Linked DNA regions of Homo sapiens: regions 1, 2, 3, 4, 5 and 7 are each linked to region 6. The links are chromatin contacts, found by Hi-C or POLR2A ChIA-PET in ENCODE. All regions are on one chromosome and are shown on one strand. The core of a region is the stretch at or near the end of the contact, and the rest is flanking DNA. Distances in the headings are between cores, read along the strand shown. Region 1 holds the start of ZNF93 (zinc finger protein 93). Region 2 holds the start of ZNF675 (zinc finger protein 675). Region 3 holds the start of ZNF724 (zinc finger protein 724). Region 4 holds the start of ZNF626 (zinc finger protein 626). Region 5 holds the start of ZNF91 (zinc finger protein 91). Region 6 holds the start of ZNF100 (zinc finger protein 100). Region 7 holds the start of ZNF681 (zinc finger protein 681).

The links. A loop is a pair of places that touch in the nucleus more often than their neighbours do. ChIA-PET counts read pairs that join two places held with the same protein, here RNA polymerase II (POLR2A). Pooled maps may share reads with other maps.
Region 1: a loop to region 6 is called in a map of Calu3, with 7 times the contacts of the local background. The contact joins the promoter of ZNF93 here to the promoter of ZNF100 in region 6. A Hi-C loop is called at or near these places in 1 of 168 maps with a recorded cell type or tissue (Calu3), 2 of 37 single-sample maps with no recorded cell type and 8 of 50 pooled maps. POLR2A ChIA-PET finds 5 or more read pairs at or near these places in 1 of 52 experiments (AG04450).
Region 2: a map of GM12878 shows a loop between it and region 6 (2.7-fold over the local background). The contact joins the promoter of ZNF675 here to the promoter of ZNF100 in region 6. A Hi-C loop is called at or near these places in 2 of 168 maps with a recorded cell type or tissue (CD4-positive, alpha-beta memory T cell and GM12878), 2 of 37 single-sample maps with no recorded cell type and 12 of 50 pooled maps. POLR2A ChIA-PET finds 5 or more read pairs at or near these places in 1 of 52 experiments (GM12878).
Region 3: a loop to region 6 is called in a map of CD4-positive, alpha-beta memory T cell, with 25 times the contacts of the local background. The contact joins the promoter of ZNF724 here to the promoter of ZNF100 in region 6. A Hi-C loop is called at or near these places in 2 of 168 maps with a recorded cell type or tissue (CD4-positive, alpha-beta memory T cell and ovary), 1 of 37 single-sample maps with no recorded cell type and 6 of 50 pooled maps. POLR2A ChIA-PET finds 5 or more read pairs at or near these places in 2 of 52 experiments (CD4-positive, alpha-beta T cell and activated CD4-positive, alpha-beta T cell).
Region 4: a loop to region 6 is called in a map of posterior cingulate gyrus, with 4 times the contacts of the local background. The contact joins the promoter of ZNF626 here to the promoter of ZNF100 in region 6. A Hi-C loop is called at or near these places in 1 of 168 maps with a recorded cell type or tissue (posterior cingulate gyrus), 1 of 37 single-sample maps with no recorded cell type and 13 of 50 pooled maps. POLR2A ChIA-PET finds 5 or more read pairs at or near these places in 2 of 52 experiments (CD4-positive, alpha-beta T cell and T-cell).
Region 5: a loop to region 6 is called in a map of chondrocyte, with 5 times the contacts of the local background. The contact joins the promoter of ZNF91 here to the promoter of ZNF100 in region 6. A Hi-C loop is called at or near these places in 1 of 168 maps with a recorded cell type or tissue (chondrocyte), 1 of 37 single-sample maps with no recorded cell type and 8 of 50 pooled maps. POLR2A ChIA-PET finds 5 or more read pairs at or near these places in 2 of 52 experiments (CD4-positive, alpha-beta T cell and activated CD4-positive, alpha-beta T cell).
Region 7: a loop to region 6 is called in a map of B cell, with 8 times the contacts of the local background. The contact joins the promoter of ZNF681 here to the promoter of ZNF100 in region 6. A Hi-C loop is called at or near these places in 1 of 168 maps with a recorded cell type or tissue (B cell) and 9 of 50 pooled maps. POLR2A ChIA-PET finds 5 or more read pairs at or near these places in 1 of 52 experiments (T-cell).

Annotation. Positions count from the first base shown.
Region 1 is chr19:19,898,925-19,902,243 of GRCh38, forward strand. It overlaps ZNF93 (zinc finger protein 93), which reads left to right and starts at 2,022. Exons shown (of 4, transcript NM_031218.4): 1 at 2,022-2,167. The coding sequence starts at 2,165. RefSeq lists enhancers at 1,992-2,591, 2,126-2,675, 3,224-3,319.
Region 2 is chr19:23,685,862-23,689,182 of GRCh38, forward strand. It overlaps ZNF675 (zinc finger protein 675), which reads right to left and starts at 1,351. Exons shown (of 4, transcript NM_138330.3): 1 at 1,170-1,351. The coding sequence starts at 1,172. RefSeq lists enhancers at 1-757, 889-1,278, 1,569-1,618.
Region 3 is chr19:23,248,477-23,251,858 of GRCh38, forward strand. It overlaps ZNF724 (zinc finger protein 724), which reads right to left and starts at 1,918. Exons shown (of 4, transcript NM_001355404.2): 1 at 1,764-1,918. The coding sequence starts at 1,766. RefSeq lists an enhancer at 1,539-1,828 and a silencer at 1,959-2,018.
Region 4 is chr19:20,660,309-20,663,622 of GRCh38, forward strand. It overlaps ZNF626 (zinc finger protein 626), which reads right to left and starts at 1,263. Exons shown (of 4, transcript NM_001076675.3): 1 at 1,136-1,263. The coding sequence starts at 1,138. RefSeq lists a silencer at 1,388-1,457.
Region 5 is chr19:23,393,525-23,396,866 of GRCh38, forward strand. It overlaps ZNF91 (zinc finger protein 91), which reads right to left and starts at 1,947. Exons shown (of 4, transcript NM_003430.4): 1 at 1,801-1,947. The coding sequence starts at 1,830. RefSeq lists an enhancer at 1,349-2,217.
Region 6 is chr19:21,765,590-21,768,954 of GRCh38, forward strand. ZNF100 (zinc finger protein 100) reads right to left here and starts at 1,990. Exons shown (of 5, transcript NM_173531.4): 1 at 1,838-1,990; 2 at 105-197. The coding sequence starts at 1,840. RefSeq lists a silencer at 1,977-2,154.
Region 7 is chr19:23,757,566-23,760,942 of GRCh38, forward strand. It overlaps ZNF681 (zinc finger protein 681), which reads right to left and starts at 1,326. Exons shown (of 4, transcript NM_138286.3): 1 at 1,182-1,326. The coding sequence starts at 1,184. It also overlaps a transcript of RPSA2 not described here. RefSeq lists an enhancer at 1,006-1,524.

The sequences.
Region 1 (3,319 bases), core at 772-3,271, 1.9 Mb before region 6:
AGTCTTCCCTTGTTCATCTTTGAGCAAATATATGGTGGTATTGTGGTGGACCCTTACTGGACACTCTGCCAAGTAACTGGAACGGCACTTGCACTGTTGTCCAGTTGGCTATCCCTTTCACTCTGGCATTTCATCGACTAGAAAAAGAAAAACCACAACACTGTAAAATAAGAGAAGCCCCTTATGTGTCTTTTGACTTTCAAGTTTATTTAGACACAACTGGAGTCCCACGGGTGGTACCTGATGAATTCAAAGCCCAAGATCAAATAGCTGCAGGATTTAAATCAATATTTCCACGGGTAACTATTAATAAAAATGTAGATTAGATAGATAAATCACATCTATTATAATCAATATTAGTTTATTAATTACACCAGAAATGCTGTCAAAGAAATAGCCAACCAATTAAGGCCTACTAGCCAGATAACTTAGAAAAACAAAATGGCCCTGGACATAATATTAGCTGAAAAAGGTGGAGTTTGTGTTATGATTAAAACTCAAATGTTGTACCTTCATCCCAAACAATACTGCCCCCAATAGGAACATAAGAAGGGCCTTACACGAACTTACCACTTTATCCAATGAATTAGCTAAAAATTCTGGGGTCAATAACACGTTTTCAGAATGGCTAGAGAGGTGGTTCAGTAAACGAAAAAAAGTCATAGCCTCAATTCTTACTTCTCTTATAGTTGTAATAGGTGTACTAATTCTTGTTGGGTGTTGTGTCATACCATGCATCTGTGGGCTAGTACAAAGACTTATAAAAACGACACTTACGAAAACCTCCCTTAGTTCTCCTCCACCTTATTCAGATAAACTTTTCCTTTTAAAAGATCAAGTCAAACAACAAAGTAAAGGTATGTTTAAAAAGTTTTAAAAAGCGTGTGGTCGCAGTGGCTCACGCCTGTAATCCCAGCACTTTGAGAGGCTGATGCGGGCGGATCACCCGAGGTCAGAAGTTAGAGACCAGCCTGACCAATATGAAGAAGCCCCATCTATACTAAAGACACAAAATTAGCTGGTCGTGGTGGCACATGCCTGTACTCCCAGCTACTCGGGAGGCTGAGGCAGGAGAATTGCTTGAACCTGGGAGGCAAATGTTGTAGTGAGCCAAAATCGTGCCATTGCACTCCAGCCTAGGCAGCAAGAGCAAAAACTCCATCTCAAAAAAAAAGGTTTTTTTTTAATTATAAAAATTAAAAGGGGGAAATTGTAAAATACAATAAAATTCCTCTTCAAAGGTTTAGTCTTAACTTTCTTGTTCTTTGTTCTCAAACTCAACTTGCTTGTTCTCCATGCCTCCTTGCCCCTAGTTACTGTAACAACCTTCCTTCCCAACAGCTCTAATCAATAATTCACATCTGTTCCCTTGATTACTCACTCTGCAGCCTTCCCACCCTTCAAAACCACACGTCCCACCACTGTGACTTATACATGCCCCTTCCCTTCCTTATTTGGAAAAATATTTACAAATAGCCAATCGGGTCAGTTTAGATTGTGGGGTCCGACCCTAGCCCATGGGGGAGTAACACAGAGGAAGAGACTTTACGTTAAAAATAAAAACCCCTTCCCTCCTTTGTTCAGGGTGCTCTTGCGATCGTGATTAATGCAAACAAAAACCTTTTGCAGAAGTAAATTGCCTTACTAAAAAAACTTTTGCCTGAGTACTGGTTTCACTTTGCGACACCAAACACTTTACTTCCAACGGTATTATTAATATGACAACGAAATACTTCTGTTCACCTTTTCAATACATTCAAAAAGAGAGAGTAAAAAAGAGAATGTTCCCATGCTCTGGGGTGGACGTGGCTCAGCTCAGAGAGGAAGCCCTGGCTGAAAAGGCTGCAGCTTAGGCTGTTACTCTTCTTCACTCAGCCCAGCATGTGATCACATCTTCTGTCACTCAGGTCCTGAGGGGGCGGGACCTTAAGAATTATCCAATCAGGGACGCTGGGCTGGAAACGTCCAATCAGGCAAGCAGCCGGACCGAACAGGGCGGCTTCTGGTTTGGCGGGTCCTTTGTCTCTCGGTGCAGCCGGAGCTCCAGGTCTCCTCTTCACTACTCTGTGTCCTGTGCTCCTACAGGCCCAGCCTCTGTGGCCCTGTGACCTGCAGGTATTGGGAGATCCACAGCTAAGACACCAGGACCCCTGGAAGCCTAGAAATGGTGAGAGTGCCGGTCCGACATCCCAAGCGACGGGGAGGGGCTGGTTGGAACCGGTGGAAAGTGACGGTGGCGGGACTCAGGTATCCCCTTAGTCAGCTCCACAATCTGCGCCGGAGTTCTTGCCCAGCTCGGCCTCGGTTCCCTTCAGCCATAAGATGGCGGCTGCGCTTATAGCGCAGCCCCCAGGCGTCCTGTCTCTTCACTGTGCGGTGACTGTGCCCTGGCTTGGAGCCCTCGCTGGGCAGCTGCGCACCCGCAGAGCCGCTTCTCTCCCAGATTGTGCAGAGACCACGGGAGAGTCGTCAGGGGAGAATCCTGACTCGGAGTGCGGGTTCACGAATGGGAAGAGCTTTAGTGGGTTGGGTTCACAGTTTCTCTTTTCTCCTATTAAAAATTTATGGGGCTGGGCAAGGTGGCTCACTCCTGTAATCGCAGCAGTTTGGGAGGCCGAGGCGGGCGGATCACTTGAGGAGTTGTTAGGGCAGCTAAGTTCCTCTTCAGAGACTCAACTTCCTGGTCATAAGTTGTAAAAATTGTAAATCAACCCTACCCCTTCTTTTTCCCCATTCTCCTTTTCTCAAAACATCGCGCGTTTACCCTATATGGAAAAAGTTTGTGTCTAGCCCAACCAGGATCAGCTTAGATTGTGCGGTGGGACCTCAGCCAATATGGGAAGGACACAAAAACCGGAACTGCGTTAGGGTTAAATCCCCTTCCTGGCCCAGCGCGGTGGCTGATGCCTGTAATCCCAGCACTTTGTGAGGCCGTGGCGGGTGGATCACAAGGTCAGGAGTTCTAGGCCAGCCTGGCCAACATAGTGAAACCCCGTCTCTACTAAAAATACAAAAATTAGCCGGGATTGGTGGCAGGCGTCTGTAATCCCAGCTACTTGGGAGGCTGACGCACGAGAATTGCTTGAACCTGGGAGGCGAGGTGCAGTGAGCCGAGAGCTTGCCATTGTACTCCAGCCTTGGTGACAAAGTGAGACTCCGTCTTAAAAAAAAAATAGACATCTTAAAATTTCCTTCCCTTATGTAAATACTGTGTTTGAGTAATTTCACGGATTTTTCAAACACTGAGTTTCAAAAACCAAGTGAATAACTCTGACATGACAAAGCTTGAGCCTAGTGACTCCAAGCTAAGGCTAATATT
Region 2 (3,321 bases), core at 101-2,600, 1.9 Mb after region 6:
TGAGACCCAGCTTGAGAGAACTGTGAAAAATGCAGGGGAAAATCAGTCTCCTGTGGAGTGTGAAAATAACTAAGTAGCAGGCAATTAGACGGAGGTTACTCTAGTCCCTGGGTTCCTATTTTTTAAAAACTCTAACTCAAATGCATTTTTTTGCAAATTACTGAATTGAGGGAAACAAAAATTTAGGCTTAACCAATCATAAACTGCCAATTAACCTCTGATTACATAACCAGGAAATGTCCACCTTAATTGTACAAGTCAAGTAACTATGAACTGTACCTAACCAATTATTTAATTTGGTTTTCTTCATCATGTACCTTTAAAAGTCTTTCCTTCAAGCTGCTCTCATAAAGTCACAAGCTCCAAACCACAGCTGAATGCTCCACAATTTTTGAATCACTCTTTGATTAAATTCTCCAATATTTTTGTGGTGATCCCCATAATTTATTTATTTATTTAACTTATTTATTTATATATTTTTTAAGACGGAGTTTCGGTCTTGTTAACCAGGCTGGAGTGCAATGGCGTCATCTCGGCTCACTGCAACCGCCACCTCCCGGGTTCAAGCGGTTCTCCTGCCTCAGCCTTCTGAGTATCTGGGATTACAGGCATGTGCCACCACGCCCGGCTAATTTTGTATTTTTAGTAGAAACGGGGTTTCACCATGTTGGTCAGGCTGGTCTTGAACTCCTGACCTCAGGTGATCCACCCACCTCGGTCTCCCAAAGTGCTGGTATTACTGACCTGAGCCACCGCGCCCGGCCCTCCCATAAAATTTTAATAGGAGAAAACAGGAACTGGGAACCCCACGGACCAAAACTCTTCCCATTAATGAACCCGCACCCTGAGTCAGGATTCTCCGGTGACGGCCCTCCTGTGGTCCCTGCACAATCTGAGAGAAATGCGGCGCTGCGGGTACAGAGCTGCCCAGAGAGGGCTACAGGCCAGGGCACAGTCACTAGGCAGAGAAGAGACGGGATGCCCCGGGGCTGGCTGTCAGCGCGCCGCCATCTTATGGCTGCAGGGGACTGAGCCGAGCTGGGGAAGGAGAACTCGGGGTGCAGATTGTGGAGCTGACTGCGGGGAGGCCTGAGTCCCGCCATAGCCATTTCCCACGGGTTCCAACCAGCCCCTTCCCCCTCTCGGGATGTCGCACCCGTAACTCTCACCATTTCTAGGCTTCCAGGGGGTCCTGGAGTCTTAGCTGTGGATCTCTCAATTTCTGCAGGTCACAGGCCCACAGAGGCTGGACCTCTAGGAGCAGAGGACACAGAGCAATGAAAGCGAGACCTGGAGCTCCGGCTGCAGCGAGAGACAAAGGCGCCGCCAAATCCCGGAAGCCATCTTGTCTGCTCCAGCTGCGTGCCTGATTGGACGGTTCCCAGCCCAGCGTGCCTGATTGGACAACGTTTAAGGTCCTGACCCTTCAGGCCCTGAGTGACAGAAGATGTGATCAGACACTGGGCTGAGTGAAGACTGATAGCCTGCGCTGCAGCCTTTTCAGCCGGGGCTTCCTCTTTTAGCTGAGCCAGGCCCATCCCATAGGGTATTTGTATTTAACCTTGTGTATAAGGTCATATACATTTATAAATGATATATGGCTACTCACAAAGAAAAATAATATAATAATAATTATTTTAGAATTTCAGACTTTATGACCTTCCTGGCTTCTGGTCCTTTGAGTAGGCAGCCTGAGAATTTTAAAAAGAGGCAATCCTCAAATAAAATGTGAGCCACATGTGAATTTTAAATTTTCTAGTAGTCAAACTTTAAAAAGAAAAAAACAAGTGGAATTGATTGTAACAATCTAACCCAATATATCCAAAGTACTATCATTTTAGTATGAGAGCAATATGAAATTATTGATGAAATACACATATATATGTATATATGTGTATACACACACACACACACACACACACACACACACACATATATGGAACTAAATCTTTGAAAATAACTCTATTTTACCTAACACATTGCAATTCAGACCAGCCACATTCCAGGCACCCAGTAGCCACACGTGGCCAATAGCTGCCACATTAAAATGCAGCTCTGATGTCAGGGGGGTGAAGAAGAGCCTGAACATCCCTTTTTTGCCAGAGGTGAGGGGACAGCCTCTCTCTACCAACATCTCTCTTCAATTCCAAGGAAAAAACAGTTAGTGACCATAGAAAGAACAGAGGACAGATAGAATAAAATAACCACAGGTCGACCTGTGGTTACCTCTGGTTATTTTATTAACTACTGCTGCCCACCTGTTGCTCACCTTAATTCCAAACATCAGACAGTGAACAAAGAATGATGAAGCCACAAAACAAGAAAACTCTGTATCTTCAGATCTGTCCACAGTCTTAACCTCCAATGTTTAGATATGGAGAAAATAGATTAAAGGCAAACTTATTTTGCTATTTGGCCTTGGCCCTAACGGTCAGCCTGTGGTTATCTGTTTTCTCCTGTGGTGTGGTGAACTGTGTGAGTATAAGCACCAATCACACGCAGACATGTCTACATGTATTTTTGCATTATTCAATATTCTCTTACAAGACATAAGACTTTAAGTCAAGAATAAAGGTAATGTGAGTCTTTTTTCTTGCATTGGCGCTACCCACAGGGTGCATCATGACATATTGCTAAGTTCTGCATTCAGGTTATGTGGCTCTCTTCTTTTACCCAGGCCCAGAATATTTTGCACAATAGAACATATTACTAGGCCCAACATATATAAAATGGGAGGCCCTTGCCTGAGCCTTTTTTACAGAGGGCCTTGTGACATATCTCTGCATCAATCACCTAAGAGATGCAACTGTCCATTTTTCCCTGCACTCTGCCCACAGGAAAAATTGTGACTTATCATTAAGCCTAGGTAGCAGGTGATGTGTCTCTCCTGCCTGGGCCTTGAGCCACAGAAAGCATTGTTACCTATTGCTGGGCTCAGCACCCAGGTGATGTGACTCTGCTGCCTGTGTCCTGCTGTCAGGAGAAGGTTGTAACATATTCCTATTTAGGTGATGTGACACTCCTGTCTGGTCCCTGCCCTCAGAAAATATTGTGACATATTCCTGGCCCAAGTATGAGAGTCAACATGTCCTTCGGGAACACTTCAGGACCTTTAACCTTGGGTACATCATCTCACAATTCAGAAGGGCCCTTCCAAACTCAGGAATGAGCAAGTGGCTGTTGGCTGTCTAGGTTCTCCATGAGTTCACATTTATTACTGAATTTATGTCTGCTTAAATATCAGGTTTGTTTCTTCAATTTAGGTGTATAACACTGATAACTGAGGGGTAATCATAGGTAATCTGACTTGAATCACAAAGT
Region 3 (3,382 bases), core at 668-3,167, 1.5 Mb after region 6:
CAGTCCTCTGTGGAGTGTGAAAATAGTTAAGTGCCAGGCAATTAGTCTGAGGTGGAAATCTAGGCCCTGGATTCTTGCTTTGAAAAAAAATCTAACTCAAATGCATTTTTTTTTTTTTTGTAAATTACTACATTAGAGGAAACAAAATTCAGGCTTAACCGACTATAAACTGTCAATTAAGCTCCAATTACACAACCAGGAAATTTGTACGTTCAAGGTGGAAAATAAGAAACTGAGGCAGGGAGCACTGACTCATGCCTGTAATCCTACCACTTAGGGAGGCTGAGGCCGGTGGATCACCTGAGGTCAAAAGGTCGAGACCAGCCTGGCCAACATACTGAAACTCTGTCTCTACTAAAAATACAAAAATTAGCCGGGCATGGTGGTGGGCGCCTGTAATTCCAGCTACTTGGGAGGCTGAGGCAGGAGAATCACTTGAACCCGGGAGGTGGAGGTTGCAGATCGTGCCACTGCACTCCAGCTTGGGCGTCAGTGCAGGACTCCGTCTCAAAAAAACAAAACAAACAAACAAACAAAAAAAACTAAGAAGAAGAAAAGAGGAGAGAAACAAACAAACAAAGACAGGAAGACAGAAAGAATATAACTGTACCTAACCAATTATTGAATTTGGGATTTTTGCATCATGCACCTTATCAAAGTCCTTCAAGCCCCTCTTATAAACCAAAAACTACAACCCATAGGGGTGCTCTAAAATTTTTGAACCACTCTTTGATTAAATTATTTAATATTTTTGCAGAGACTGCCTTTTTTTTTTTTTTTTCTAGACAGAGTCTTCTTACTCTGTCGCCCAGGCTGGAGTGCAGTGGCGCGATCTTGGCTCACTGCAACCTCCTCCCAGGTTCAAGCGATTGTCCCGCCTCAGCCTCCCGAGTGGCTGGGATTACAAGCATGCGCCACTATGCCCGGCTTTTTTTTTTTGAGACAGAGTCAAGCTCTGTCACCCAAGCTGGACAGCAAATGGCGTCAGCTCGCCTCACTGCAACCTCCGCCTCCCGGGTTCAAGCGATTTTTCTGCGTCAGCCTCCTGAGTAGCTGGGATTACAGGACCGCGCCACCACGCCCGGCTAATTTTTTGTATTTCTAGTAGAAACGGGGGTTTCACCATGTTGGTCAGGCTGGTCTCGAACTCCTGACCTCGTAATCCGCCCACCTCGGCCTCCCAAAGTGCTAGCATTATAGGCGCAGGCCACTGTGCCAGACTAATTTTTATATTTTTAGTAGAGATGGGGTTTCGCCATGTTGGCCAGGCTGGTCTCGAACTCCTGGCCTCGGGTGATCCGCCCGCCTCGGCCTCTCGAAGTGCTGGGATTACAGGCGTGAACCAAAGCGCCCGGCCTGCCATAAATTTTTAATAGGGGGAAAGATGAACTGGAAACGCAGCGGACTAAAGCCCTTCCCATTCATGAACCCGCTCCCCGAGTCAGGATTCTCCCCTGACTACCCTCCCTTGGTCCCTGCACAATCTGGGAGAGACGCTGCGCTGCGGGAGCAGAGCTGCCCAGAGAGGGCTCCAGGTCAGGGCACAGTCACTGGGCGGGGAAGAGACAAGACGCCCGGGGGCCGGCTGTCAGCGAAGCCGCCATCTTATGGCTGAAGGGGACTGAGGCCCAGCTGGGCAAGGAGAACTCAGGGCGCAGTTTGTGGAGATGACTGCGGGGAGGCCCGAGTCCGCCACAGCCACTTCCCACAGGTTTCAACCAGCCCCTCCCTCTCTCTCCGGATGTCGGAGCCGCCACTCTCACCATTTCTAGGCTTCCAGGGGAGGCCCTGGCGTCTTAGCTGTGGATCTCCCAATGCTTGCAGGTCAGAGGGCCACAGAGGCTGGGCCTCTAAGAGCAGGGGACACAAAGCAGGGAAGACGAGACCAAGCGCTCCAGCTGCAGCGAGAGACAAAGGCCCCGCCAAATCCCGGAAGCCGCCCTGTCCGCTCCAGTTGCGTGCCTGATTGGACGGTCCCCAGCTCAGGGTCCCTGATTGGAAAACGTCTAAGGCCCAGCCCCTTCAGGCCTTAAGTGACAGAAGACCTGACCAAACGCTGGACTGAATGAAGAAAGAGTGACAGCCTAAGCTGCAGCGTTTTCAGGCAGGGCTTCCTCCCTGAGCTTAGCCCACCCCGGAGGGTATTTGCATTTGACCTCGTGTATGAGGTTTCATGTATTTATAAATAACATACTATACGGCTATTCACAAATGAAAAATATATAATAACAATAATTTTAAAATTTCAGTTTTTATGATCTTCCTGGCTTCTGGCATTTGAGCAAGCAGCCTGAGACTTTTTTAAAAAGGCAATCCTCTGAAATAAAATATAAGCCACATGTGAATTTTGAATTTTCTAGTAGCCAACTTTAAAAAGAAACAAGAAAAAGGTGGAGTTGATTGTAACAATTTAACTTACCCAATATATCCAAAATATTATCAGTTTAATATGTGAGCAATAATTATATATGTATATACATGTATATGTATGTATATATGTATATATGTGTGTATATATGTATATATGTATGTGTGTATATATGTATATATATGTGTGTGTGTATATATATATACATATATATATATATATATATATATATATATATATATATCACTAAATCTTTGAAACTCACTCTGTATTTTACCATTCCAGCACATCGCAGTTTAGACCAGCGACATTCCAGGCACCCAGGAGCCACACGTGGCCAATAGCTGCCATATTGAAGTGCAGCTGCGATGTCAGCTGAGTGAAGGGCCTGGACATCAGAGGTGGGGGAAAGCCTCTTCCTACCAACATCTCTTCAGTTCCCAGGGTGGAACAGATAGTGGCCATAAAAGAGCAGAAGGCAGCAAGAATAAAATAACCACACATAGACCACTGCTGGCCACCTGTTGACCACCTTCCTTCCAGATTAAACAGTGAACAACAAGTGATGGGGTGACAGGAGAAGTAAACTCTATGTCTTCATATCTGTCCAGTCTTTTTTGAGACAGACTTTCACTCTTATTGCCCAGGCTGGAGTGCAGTGAAGTGCAATGGCAGGATCGCGGCTCACCACAACCTCCACCTCCCAGGTCCAAGCAATTCTCCTACCTCAGCCTCCCAAGTAGCTGGGATTACAGGCACGTGCCACCACACCCAGCTAATCTTTTGTATTTTTATTAGAGACAGGGTTTCTCCATGTTGGTCAGGCTGGTCTTGAACTCCCGACTTCCGGTGATCTGCCGGCTCCCACCTCCCAAAGTGCTGGAATTACAGACGTGACCCACCACGCCCGGCCTTTTTTTTTTTTTTTTGAGACAGACTTGCTCTGTCACCCAGGCTGGAGTGCAGTGGCACGATCTTGGCTCACTGCAACTTCCACCTCTTGGGTTCAAGCAA
Region 4 (3,314 bases), core at 13-2,512, 1.1 Mb before region 6:
ACTAGGTTCAAGCTTTAATGTCCACATCAGTTATTCACTTGGTTTTTGAAACTAAGTGTTAGAAACTCCAGTGAAATTACTCACAATGTTTACATAAAGGAATTTTTAAGATGCTTACTTTTTTTTTCTTTTTTTTGAGCCGGAGTCTCGCTTTGTCACGCAGGCTGGAGCGCGATGATTGGATCTCAGCTCACTGCAACTTCCGCCTCCCGGGTTCAAGCAATTCTCGTGCCTCAGCCTCCCAAGTGGCTGGTACTACAGGCACGTGCCAACACGCCGATAGTTTTCGTATTTTTAGTAGAGACGGGTTTCACCACGTTGGCCAGGCTGGTCTAGAACTCCTGACCACGTGATCCACCTGCCTCGGCCTCCGAAGTGCTGGGATTACAGGCTTGAGCCACCGCGCCCAGCAAGAAAGGGGTTTTGAACCCTAATGCAGTTCCTGTTTTTGTTTCCATCCCCTATTGGCTGGGATCAGACCGCACAATCTAAGCTGATCCTGGTAAGCTTAGACCCAAACTTTTTCCAAATAAAGTAAATGCGCGATTTGCGAGAAAAGGAAAAGGGGGTAGAAGAAGAGGTAGGGTTGATTTACAACTTTTACAACTTATGACCAGAAAGTTGAGTCATTTAAAAGGAACTTAGTTGTCCTAACACCTCTTTACCTCAAGTGATCCGCCCGCCTCGGCCTCCCAAAACGTTGGGATTACAGGCGTGAGCCACAGCGTCCGGCCCCATACATTTTTAATAGGAGAAAAGAGAAACTGTAAACCCAAAGGAACAAAGCTCTTCCCATTCATGAACCCGCACCCCGAGTCAGGATTCTCCCCTGCCCACCCTCCCCTGGTCCCTGCACAATCTGGGAGAGACGCCACGCTGCGGGTGCAGAGCTGCCCAGAGAGGGCTCCAGGCCAGGGTAGTCACCGCGCAGTGAAGAGACAAGACGCCCGGGTGCCGGCTGTCAGCGCAGCTGCCATTTTATGGCTGAACAGGACTGAGGCCGAGCTGAGCAAGGAGAACTGGGGGAGCAGACTGTGGAGCTGACTGCGGGGAGGCCTGAGTCCCGCCACAGCCACTTTTCACCGGTTCCAACCAGTCCCTCTCCTCTCTCGGGATGTCGGACCCTCACTCTCACCATTTTTGGCTTCCAGGAGGTCCCGGTGTCTTAGCTGTGGATCTCCCAATACCTGCAGGACACGGGGCCACACAGCCTGGGCCTTTAGGAGAAGAACCAGACCTGGAGCTCTGACTGCAGCGAGAGACAAAGGCCGCACCAAACCCGGAAACCGTCCTCTTCGCTCCAGCTGCGTTCCTGATTGGATGGTTTCCAGCCCACCATCCCTGATTGGATAATGCTTAAGGCCCCGCCCCCTGAGGCCCTGAGTGACAGTAGATGTGATCAGACGCTGAGCTGAGTGAAGAAAGAGTGACAGCCTAAGCTGCAGCCTTTTCAGGCAGGGCTTCCTTCCTGAGCTGAGCCAGGCCCACCCCAGAGCATGGGAGAATTCTATCTTTTCTTTACTCTCTCTCTTTTTGAATGTATTCAAAAGGTGAACAGAAGTATTTTGCTCTCATATTAATAATACATAAAATTTTTGTTCAAGAGAAAATCAACTTTTACTTTGGCAATAATGTATTATCAATACTAAAGGTAATTTTGATAAAACCTTATAAAAAATCAAATTTGTCATTTTTGACCTCTCGAGATTTACATACATATTTTGTAATCTAATGTAATTTTTTAACTTTTTATATTTTATTTTTATCTACATTCTTTTTATTTTTTCAATTTGAAACAACCTTTAAGTAATTTCAAACTGTTACAAGAGACAAAGAAATCATTTAGGGCCAGTCCGCTGGTGCACGCTTGTAATCCAAGCACTTTGGGAGGCCAAAGTGGGTGGATCACTTCAGGTCAGGAGTTCAAGACCAGCCTGGCCAACATGTTGAATCTCATCTCTAGTAAAAACACAAAAAATTAGCCAGGTGTGGTGGTACACACCTGTAGTCCCAGGTGCTACGGCGGCTGAAGCAGGGGAATCGCTTGAACCCAGGAGGCGGAGGTTGTGTAACGGCCTAAGGGCTTCATCTTGCCTAGACAGAGATGATTCATCAAGACAGGGGAATTTGTGGAGGAAAAGTTAAATATTAAATTTGAACTCAGTTGAACATGGACACAAACAATGGTCACCAAGTCCTGGAACAGGTTATGTGAGCCCCTTGAGGCATTCACCTGCCGACCTTCCCCTGGTCCCTGCACAATCTGGGAGAGACGCCATGCTGCAGGTGCAGAGCTGCCCAAAGTGGGCTCCAGGCCAGGGCACAGTCACAGCGCAGTGAAGAGGCAGGACTTCTGGGGGCCTGGCTGTCAGCGCAGCTGCCATCTTCTGGCTGAATGGGACTGAGGCCAAGCTGGGCAAAGAGAACTGGGCACAGATTGTTTTGGAGAAATCTCTATTTTAATCTATTCCTATACGTTAGTTATTGAAAAACAATAGCCAATCGCAAAAAAAACAAGTTGACTTTTTTGTGTTCCTTGAGCCCAGTTGCAAAGAGCCCAGTTGCAACTGGGCCTCATGCCAAACAACTTGTTACAAAAAGAGCTAGGATCCCAGACTGCACCAAAGCTCCAAAGACCTCTCCTTGTCTGTACAGGGATGGGTGGCCGACTCTGGAGCCCAGGCTGTTGCTTCCTGGTCTGCTGATGAATCCTCCATAGTCTGGTGAGTGTAAAGATATATATTTTTTCTCTTCTCCCCTTCCCATTGCAATGCTCTTATTATATCAATTTGCTTATTATATATGCATTGCCATTTACCTGGGATAAAGCTTGTTTACCCTTAAAGGTATTGTGTGCGTGTCTTTTCTTCTCCCCTCATGTGTTTCCTGCACAGAACATATTTCTCAAAGGCTTCATTTGTTCCTTTTTATTCATTTTTGTTTAATCTTGTCTGCATGCCTTATTTTGGCAAGGTGGTCTTCAAACTCTGATGTTCTTTCTTCTGCTTGGTCAATGCAGCTACAAATACTTTTGTATGCTTCAGGAGGTTCTCATGCTGTGTGTTTTAGCTCCATCAGATCATTTATGTTCCTGTCTAAACCAGTTATTCTAGTTAGCAGTTCCTCTAACCTTTTATCAAGGTTCTTAGCTTCTTTCAATTGGTTTAGAACATGTTCCTTTAGCTCAGCAGAGTTTATTACCCATCTTCTGAAGCCTACTTTTGTCAATTCATCCATCTCATCCTCTGTCCAGTTCTGCACCCTTGCTGAAGAGACATTTTGATAACTTGGAGGAAAAGCCGCACTCTGGCCTT
Region 5 (3,342 bases), core at 697-3,196, 1.6 Mb after region 6:
GAAAACCTGACCCAAAAACATTCTGGTAAGATAGCTGCGTCTAGGGAAAATAGACGAAAAAAACGCACAGAGATATTTTACCATACAGTGTCAGGAGATTATTCTTTGCTTTCTTCTCACAGGGAGTATTTACCAAAAAAAACAAATCTTTTTAAATGTGCCATCAAATGCTTTGTCAAAAAAAAAATTAATTGGCCAGATGCGGTGGCTCACGTCTGTAATCCCAGCTCTTTGGGAGGCCGAAGTGGGCAGACCAGCTGAGGCCAGGAGTTCGAGACCAGCCTGGCCAACATAGTGAAACCCTGTCTGTACTAAAAATACAAAAATTAGCCAGACGTGGTCGTGGGCACCTGTAAGTCCAGCTACTTGGGAGACTGAGAGAGGAGAATCATTTGAGCCCAGTAGGCGGAGGTTGTAGTGAGCCTAGTGCGTCACTGCACTCCAGCCTGGGTGACAGAGCAAGGCTCTGTCTCAAAAATTAAAAATAAAAATGATTAAAATCGGTATCAAAATGTACACTACAGGACAAATAGTTGATAAAGTGAATTAGGGAGGGGAAATTGGCATTTGGGAATGTCAGACGAAACTGGAAATTTAGTATTTTACTGCAAGCCAGAGTTAGGCTGGAGGAACAGGGGATGAGGGGTGGACTTGAGGCCCTGCTTGAGACACATGTAAAAAATTCAGGGAAAAATCGTCCCCTTTTGAGTGTGAGAAAAATTAAGTGGCAGGCAATTAGATTGAGGTGGCTCTAGTCCTCGGATTTCTACTTCTAAAAATAAAAATCTAAACTCAAGAGCATTTTTTGGTAAATTACTACATTGGCAGAAGCAAAATTTAGGCTTAAGCAACTATAAACTGCCAATTAAGCTCTGATTACATAAGAAGGATATTTCCACCTAGATTGTAAAAATTAAGAAACTAGGCCAGGTGCGGTGGTTCACGCCTGTAATTCCAGCACTTTCGGAGGCCAAGGTGGGTGGATCACCTAAGGTCAGGAGTTCCAGACCAGCCTGGCCAACAAGGTGAAACCCCGTCTCTCCGAAAAATAAAAAAATTGGCCTGGTGTGGTGGCAGGCGCCTGTAATCCCAGCTACTAGGGCTGAGGCAGGAGAATCGCTTGAACCCGGAAGGCAGAGGTTGCGGTGAGCCGAGATCACGCCACTGCACTCCAGCCCGCGCGAGAGAGCAAAACTCCTTTTCAAAAAACAAAACAAAACAAAACCTACATAACTGTACCTAGCAAATTACTGAATTTGGTTTTCTTTACCATGAACCTTATAAAAATATCTCCTTCAAGGCCTTTCATAGACCACAAATTACAAACCATAGCTGGGTGCTCTACAATGTTTGAATCACTCTTTGATTAAATTATTTAATCTTTTCGCGGTGACGCCCATAAATTTTTAATAGAAAAAAAGAGGCCCTGGGAACCCCACGGACTAAAGTGCTTCCTATTCATGAGCCAGCACCTCCAGTCAGGATTCTCCCCTGACGACCCTCCCGTGATCCCTGCACAATCTGGGAGAGACGCGGCGCTGCGGGAGCAGAGCTGCCCAGAGAGGGCTCCAGGCCAGGACACAGTCACTGGGCAGGGAAGAGACAGGACGCCCGGAGCCCGCCTGTCAACGCAGCCGCCATCTTATCGCTGAAGGGGACTGAGGCCGAGCTGGGCAAGGAGAACCCGGGCACGGATTGTGGAGCTGACTGAAGGAAGGCCTGAGGCTCGCCACAGCCGCATCCCACCGGTTTCAACGAGCCCCGTTCCCTCTCTCGGGACGTCGCACCTGGCAGTCTCACCATTTCTAGGCTTCCAGGGGTTCCTGGCATCTTAGCTGTGGCTCTCCAATACCTGCAGGTCACAGGGCCACACAGGCTGGGCCTCCTGGAGCAGAGGACACAGAGCAGTGAAGTCGAGACCTGGAAACTCCGGCGGCAGCGAGAGACAAAGGCCCAGCCACATCCCGGAAGCCGCCCTGTCCGCTCCAGCTTTGTGCCTGATTGGACAGTTCCCAGCCCAGCGTCCCTGATTAGATAACGTTTAAGGCCCCGCCTTCTCAGGCCCTGAGTGACAGAAGATGTGATCAGACACTGGGCTGAATGAAGAAAGAGTGACAGCGTAGGCTGCAGCCTTTTCAGGCAGGGCTTCCTCAGCTCAGCCAGGCCCACCTCAGAGCATGGGAAAATCCTCTCTCTTCTTTGCTCTCTTTCAATGTATTCAAAATGTGAACAAAAATATTTGATGTATATTAATAATACATAAAATTTTTGTTCCAGAGAAAATCAACTTTTACTTTATTGTGTATTATCAATAATAAAGCTAATTTGATAAAACATTGTAAGTCTCTCAGCCGGGCGCCGTGGCTCACACCTGTAATCCCAACACTTTGGGAGGCCGAGGCAGGTGGATCTCCTGAGGTCAGGAGTCCGAGACCAGTCTGGCTAACATGGTGAAACCCCATCTCTACTAAAAATACAAAATTATTGAGCATGGTGGTGCGTGCCTGTAATCCCAACTACTCGGGAGGCTGAGGCAGGAGAATTGCTAGAACCCGGGAGGCCAAGGTTGCAGTAAGCCTAGATCGCGCCAATACATTCCAGACTGAACAATAAGAGTGAAATTCCATTTCAAAAAAATGAAAAATAAAATATAAAAATTAGCTGAGCATGGTGGCACACGTCTGTAATCCCAGCTACTCCGGAGGCTGAGGCAGGAGAATCGCCTGAACCCGGGAGGCGGAGGTTGTAGTGAGTTGAGATCATGCCACTGCACCCCAGCAAAAAATAAAAATAAAAATACATTAAAATTTTTTTGACCTCTCTAGATTTTTATACATATTTTATGATCTCTTATAATTTTTTAATTTTTTTTTTTTGAGACTGAGTCTTGCTCTGTGGCCCAGGCTGAAGTCCAGCGGCACGATCTCGGCTCACTGCAACCTCTGCCTTTCAGGTCCAAGGGATTCTCCTCCCTCAGCCTCTGGAGTAGCTGGGATGACAGGTGCACCACCACACCTGACTAATTTTTTGTATTTTTAGTAGAGATGCGGTTTCACCATGTTGGCCAGGCTGGTCTCGAACTCCTGGCCTCAGGTGATCCACCTGCCTTAGCCTCCCAAAGTAGTGGGATTACATGGGTAAGCCATGATGCCGGTCCATTGTTTAACTTTTTATATTTCATTTTAATCTACATTATTTTTACTTTTTCAATTTGAAGGAACCTTTAAGTAATTTCAAAGCAGACAAATGTTTCTAACTTTCTTCATCAAAAGCATATTTTGCTTTTGTTTATACTCTCTCTATTTTCTTTTAATTTCCAAGAGAGAAGCTTGTTCTGTCACC
Region 6 (3,365 bases), core at 740-3,239:
GTGTTTCCCCTCAATACCAGCATCTGATTGGCTGACCAGCAACGTGTCTCCAAGAAATGAAAGCTGGGTTGGGTGAAGACAATTTTAATGTCTCAAGGGGTTACCTTTTCAAAATAAGACTGCACCAGAAGACTCCTCTCAGCCCCAGGGCATCCACTTGCTCCCTTGAGAGGACACATTCCATACCTCGGGTCATCCTACGGGAGAAAATAAACCAGAAGCTGACATTCACTAGGCACTTTAGCTGACAGAACCATGGCGGATATCTCGGTTTATCCACAGATAGTACTGAAACCCAGGACCAGGAAAAAACTAAAGGGTGGCTGAGGACACATCACCCCATAGATTTTTCCAAATCAAAACCTTGACCCAAAAACATTCTGATAAATCTCTGTGCCTAGAGAAGGTAAAAGGAAAAGAGACACAGAGATTTTCTACAATACAGTGTCAGAGGATTAGTCTTTGTTTCCTTTTCGTGGGAAATATTTACAAGCGGATAACACATCTTCTTAAAAGCGCCATTTAATGCTTTGTCAAAAACAATTAATTAAAATATGGTATAAACAAGTACACTAAAGGACAAATAGGTGATAATGTGAATTAGGAAGGAAAAGTTGACATTTGGGAACGCCAGAAGAAATTGGAAATTTAGTATCTTACTGCAAGCCAGAGTGAGGCTGGAGAAATGGGGGACGGGGGTTAGACTTAACAACCTGCTTGGGACACAGGTGAAAAATGCAGCAGAAAATCAGTTCCCCGTGGAGTGTGAAAATAATTAAGAGACAGGCAATTCCACTGAGGTGTCTCTAGTCCCTGGGTTCCTACTTAAAAAAAAAAAAAATCTAACTCAGGTGCATTTTTTTTTTAATTACTACATTCAGAGAAAATGTAGGCTTAAACAACTATAAACTGTTAATTAACCTCTGATTACACAACCAGGAAATCTTCACCTGTATTGTACAAATCAAGAAACTACGTTACTGTAACCAATTACTAAATTTAGTTTTCTTCATCATACATTTTATAAATGACTTTCCTTCAAGCCTCTCCCATAGACAACAAACTACAAACCATAGCTGGATACTCTATGATTCTTGAATCACTGTTTGATTAAATTCTTTAGGCCAGGCGCGGTGGCTCACGCCTGTAATCCCAGCACTTTAGGAGGCCAAGGCGGGCGGATCACGAGGTCAGGAGTTCAAGACCAGCCTGGCCAACGAGGTGAAACCCCGTCCCAACTAAAAATACAAAAAAATAAGGCCGGCCCAGTGACAGGCGCCTGTAATCCCAGTTACTCGGGAGGCTGAGCCAGGAGAATCTCCAGAACCCGGGAGGCGGAGGTTGCAGTGAGGGGAGATCGCGCCACTAAACCCTAGCCTGGGCGACAGAGCGACTCCGTCTCAAACAAACAAAAAAATCGTTAATATTTGTGCAGTGACTCCCATACATTTTTAATAGGAGAAAAGAGGAACTGGGAAAGCCACGGACCAAAGATCTTCCCATTCATGAACCCGCACCCCGAGTCAGGATTTTCCCCTGACGACCCTCCCGTGGTCCCTGCACAATCTGAGAGAGACGCGGCGCTGCGGGTGCAGAGCTGCCAAGAGAGGGCTCCAGGCCAAGGCACAGTCACTACGCAGGGAAGAGAAAGGACGCCTGGGGTCCTGGCTGTCAGCGCAGCCGCCATCTTATGGCCGAAGGGGACGGAGGCCGAGCTGGGCAAGGCGCAGATTGTGAAGCTGACTGCGGAGAGGCCTGAGTCCCGCCACAGCTACTTCCCACCAGTTCCAACCAGCCCTTTCGCCGTCTCTCGGGATGTCGGACCGGGCACTCTCACCATTTCTAGGCTTCTAGGGGGTCCTGGCGTCTTAGCTGTGGATCTCCCAATATCTGCAGGTCAGAGGGCCACACAGGCTAGGCCCCTAGGAGCAGAAGACACAGAGAAGTGAGAGCAAAACCTGGAGCTCCGGCTACAGCGAGAGACAAAGACCCCGCCAAACCCGGAAGCCGTCCAGTCCGCTCCAGCTGCATGCCTGATTGGACGGTTTCCAGCCCAGCGTCCCTGGTTGGATAATGCTTAAATCCCCGCCCTGTCAGGCTTTGAGTGACAGAAGATGTGATCAGATGCGGGTTCAATGAAGAAAGAGTGACAGCCTAGACTGCCCCCTCTTCTGACAGGGCTTCCTCCCTCAGCTGAGCTAGGCCCATCCCAGAGAGTATTTGCCTTTAAATTTGTGTATAAGGTCATATGTATAAATAAATAATACATTATATAGCTATACACAAGTGAAAAGAATATAACAATTATTTTAAAATTTCAGCTTTTATGACCTTCCTGGCTTCTGGCCCTTTGAGCAGGCAGCCTGAGATTTTAGAAAAGAGAAAATCATCTAAAATGAATGTCAGCCACATGTGGATTTGAAATTTTCTAGTAGCCAAACTTTAAAAAGAAACAAGTTGAACTGATTGTTAACAATGTAATTCACCCATTATATTCAAAATATTATCATTTTAATGTGTGAGAAATATGTAATTATTGATAAAATATATAAATATTTGGAACTAAATCTTTGAAGCTGACTTTGTATTTTACCTTTCTAGCATATCGCATTTCAGACCAGGCACATTGTGGGAACCCAGTAGCCACACATGGACAATAGCTGTCACATTGAAGTGCAGCTCTGATGTCAGCGGTGTGAAGGGCCTGAACATCTCTTTCCTGCGAGAGTGAAAGAAGAGACTCTCCCTACAAACATCTCTCTTTGGTTCCTAGGGTGGACCAGATAGTTCCCATAGAAAGAGCTGAGGGCAGTAGGAATAAAATAGCCACAGGTAATAAACAACTGCTGGCCACCTGTTGCCCACCTTTCTTTTAGAGACCAGATAGTGAACAAAGGATGATGGGGCCACAGGAGAAAAAACAACTATGTCTTCAGTTCTGTCCACACACTTGAACTCCAGTATTTAGAGATGGAGAAAATAGATTAAAAACAAACATAGTTTGCTATATGGTCTTGGCCCTAACAATCAGGCTGTGTTTATCTGTTTTCTCCTGTGGTGTGGGGGACTATGTGAGTCTAAGCACCAATCACACGCATACATGTCTACAGGTATTTCTGCATTACCCAAAATTCTCTTACAAAACATCGAACTTTAAATCAGGGGAAGAAATCAGTACCTAGAGGGTGTCCACTGTTAGAAGCCAACTCTTAGTCAACCTGTCACTGAATCCTGGCAACTTATCTGTACTGGGTGCATGTATTAGTTAGCTATTGAGGCATAACAAATCATCCAAAACTTATTAGTTTATAATTGAAATGGTTGGCCATTTAGGCCGAGCTGAGTGGGGCCATTCTTCTGGTCTC
Region 7 (3,377 bases), core at 76-2,575, 2.0 Mb after region 6:
TTAATAAAAAATTATAACCATAAAATATATACTTTATTTTTTTAATTTATCTGCTTTTGTGTTTCAGGAATTGTAAGCACCAGCCCTAGCAGCAGAATTCACCAGCCAAAACTCCGATCTCCAAAAATCAGTTCTATGAGGCAAGACTTAAGGGTAGGGCCAGACCTAAATAAGGCCTCCAAAAAGGTGAACCTGAGCAGAACTGGGGCAGGGAGTGGACTCTATATAGAATTCTGTTCTCTATGCCACTGGGGTATTTCCAGTTCTGTTTTTCCTAAACTTACCTTAAAAAAAAAATCCTTAAATCTCAGAGTTTGTATAATTTTAATCTTTCTTAGACCCTGCCCTATCAATTATATGACATATACTAATAAGCAATTTGAACACATTTATAAAGGTTTTCTAGGGTAATTTTATTAAAAGATAAATATGTATTAACAAGGTAAAAGAAATGGAAATAGAAATAATTCTTCTGTCTATAAATATCCCTTCAGGTGATGACATCGCAAGTCACAATTATATAAAGTGGCACAAATAGAGCCCAAATTTTCTGCACACATCTATTTATTGTACCAATTATATGATGCTTAATTTAACCATTTATCCAGTTGCTAGACTAAAAGCTCCTGGATTGTAGGGACCATGACTGCTTCATCTATTTTTCTAATGGCCATATGAAAAGAAAACAATTTAGCCGGGCGTGGTGGCAAATGTCTGTAATTACACCTACTCGGGAGGCTGTCTCGGCCTCCCAAAGTGCTGGAATTACACGCGCGAGCCACCGCGCCAGGCCTTTTGACTCTCATACATTTTTAATGAAAGGAAAGAGAGACTAGGAACGCCACGGACCAAAGCTCTTCCCATTCATGAACCCGGCACCCGTCAGGATTCGCCCCTGACGACCCTCCCGTGGTCCCTGCACAATCTGGGAGAGACCCGGCGCTGCGGATGCAGAGCCACCCAGAGAGAGCTGCAGGCCAGGACACAGTCACTGAGCAGGGAGGAGAAAGGACGCCCGGGGGGCTGGCTGTCAGCGCAGCCGCCATCTTATGGTCCAAGTGGACTGAGGCCGCCTGGGCGAGGAGAACTCAGGGCGCAAATTGTGGAGCTGACTGCGGCGAGGTCTGAGTCCCGCCACAGCCCCTTCCCCTCTCTCGGGATGTCGGACCCGACATTCTCACCATTTCTAGGTTTCCGGGGGACCTGGCGTCTTAGCTATGGATCGCCAATACCTGCAGGTCAGAGGGCCATAGAGGCTGGGCCTCTAGAAGAAGAGGACACAGAGCAGTGAAGACGAGACCCGGAGCTCGGGCTGAAGGGAGAGACAAAGGCCCCGCCAATCCCGGAAGCCGCCCTGTCTGCTCCAGCTGCATGCCTGATTGGACAGTTCCCAGCCCAGCGTCCCTGACTGGATAATGATTAAAACCCCACCCCTCAGGTCCTGAGTGACAGAAGATGTGATCAGATGCTCTGCTGAATGAAGACTAACAACGTAAGTTGCAGCGTTTTCAGACAGGGCTCCCTCCCTGAGCTAAGCCAGGCCCACCCAACAGGGTATTTGCCTTTAACCTTCTGTGTAAGGTCACATGCATTTCAAATAATATACTAGATAGCTATTCAAAAATAAAAATATATATAATAACAATTATTTTAATATTTCATCTTTTATGACCGTCCTGGTTTCTGGCAGCCATAGTCCCTACCCCGACAGCCCCCAGCCCAGATGGCATTCAAATCTTCCTGGATGGGCTTGATGCCCGTCACTCACGCGCTCTTTAGCACTGCGTTGTGTTGGTTACTCAGGCCTGGGAGAGGTGGTGGGGATTGTAGATCCAGGGTAGGAGCCACCTTACACCCAGAGTTCACCTGGCCACATGCCAGCAAGGAAGCCCATGAAGCACAGCCCTAGACACTGAGCCTCGGCACCTCCAGCTGCACTTTCTATTTATATATCAGGTTTTTTTTTTTTTTTTTTTGAGACGGAGTCTCGCTCTGTTGCCCAGGATGGAGTGCAGTGGCACAATCTCAGATCACAACAACCTCTGCCTCCTGGGTTCAAGTGATTCTCTTGCCTCAGCCTCCCGAGGAGCTGGGACTACAGGTGCGTGCCACCATGCCCGGCTAATTTTTGCATTTTTAGTAGAGACGGGGTTTCACTATGTTGGCCAGGCTGGTCTTGAACTCCTGACCTCGTGATTGGCCCGCCTCAGCCTCCCAAAGTGCTGGGGTTACAGGTGTGAGCCACCGCGCCCGGCCTATATATCAGGTTTTTAAAACCATAAATAAACAGACACAAAAGCAGCCACTTTGATTGAGGAGAAAGTGGGAGCCTAAAGCAGCTGACCCTCAAACAGCTTTGCCAAGCCTCAGGCCAGGCCAGGCCATCTCAACACTCCAAGGCTACATGATAGTTACAGAGGACGACAGTTCCCATAGGTACTTGTCAAGCACTGTGCTAGCTTCTCAGTCACAGAGTCTCAGAATTTCTCCTTGCCAATACCCTGTGAGGGGAGGCCCTAACTCACTAGAGCACAGGAGGTTCCTAAGCTCTTCCCAGGAAATGGTTAACAAAGTGTGGAGCTGGGGGAAAACCCAGTCAGAACAAATGACTTCCCAGGGTCTCCCTTGACTCCATCCCTATCTCCACATGGGGCCAGGAGGTGAAGCGAGCCCCCTAACCCCCTCCATTCCACTCTCTCCTCAAAGTGGCTGTTTTTGTGTTTTCTTATTTATGGGATTTCAAAAGCCTGATTTTTAATTTTGAGTAGTTTCAGGCTTGTATGGGTGTATTTGTATAGGCTTTATTAGAAGGAAGAGGGCTTAAGACAATAACATTTTTAAAATGTCTCAGTGGGGAATAGACTTCCATGTCATGAACGATGATGTTGACCTCCTTCTGCTGTCTTTGTGCAAAGTATAAATAGTGTGAGAATTGGCATGTGCTGGGTTGTGGTTTCAGTGTGGGAGGGCAGTTCCTTAAGATGGAAACCAAATCTCACCGAGCTGTAGCAGCCACACTCACCTTTTATCACATTCCCCACCATAGTCTTTCACTTTTCTTCTGTGCTTAAATTTCTTTCAACATATATATATATATATATATATTTTTTTTTTTTTAAGACAGAGTCTTGCTGTGTTGCCCAGGCTGGAGTGCAATGGTGCAGTCTCGGCTCACTGCAACCTCTGCCTCCCAGGTTCAAGCAATCCTCCTGCCTCAGCCTCCTGAATAATTGGGATTACAGATGCGTGCCACCACACTGGGCTAATTTTTGTATGTTTAGCAGAGTTGGGGTTTTACCATTTTGGGCAGGCTGGTCTCGAACTCCTGACCTCAGGTGATCTGCCCACCTCGGCCTCCCAAAATGCAGGGATTACAG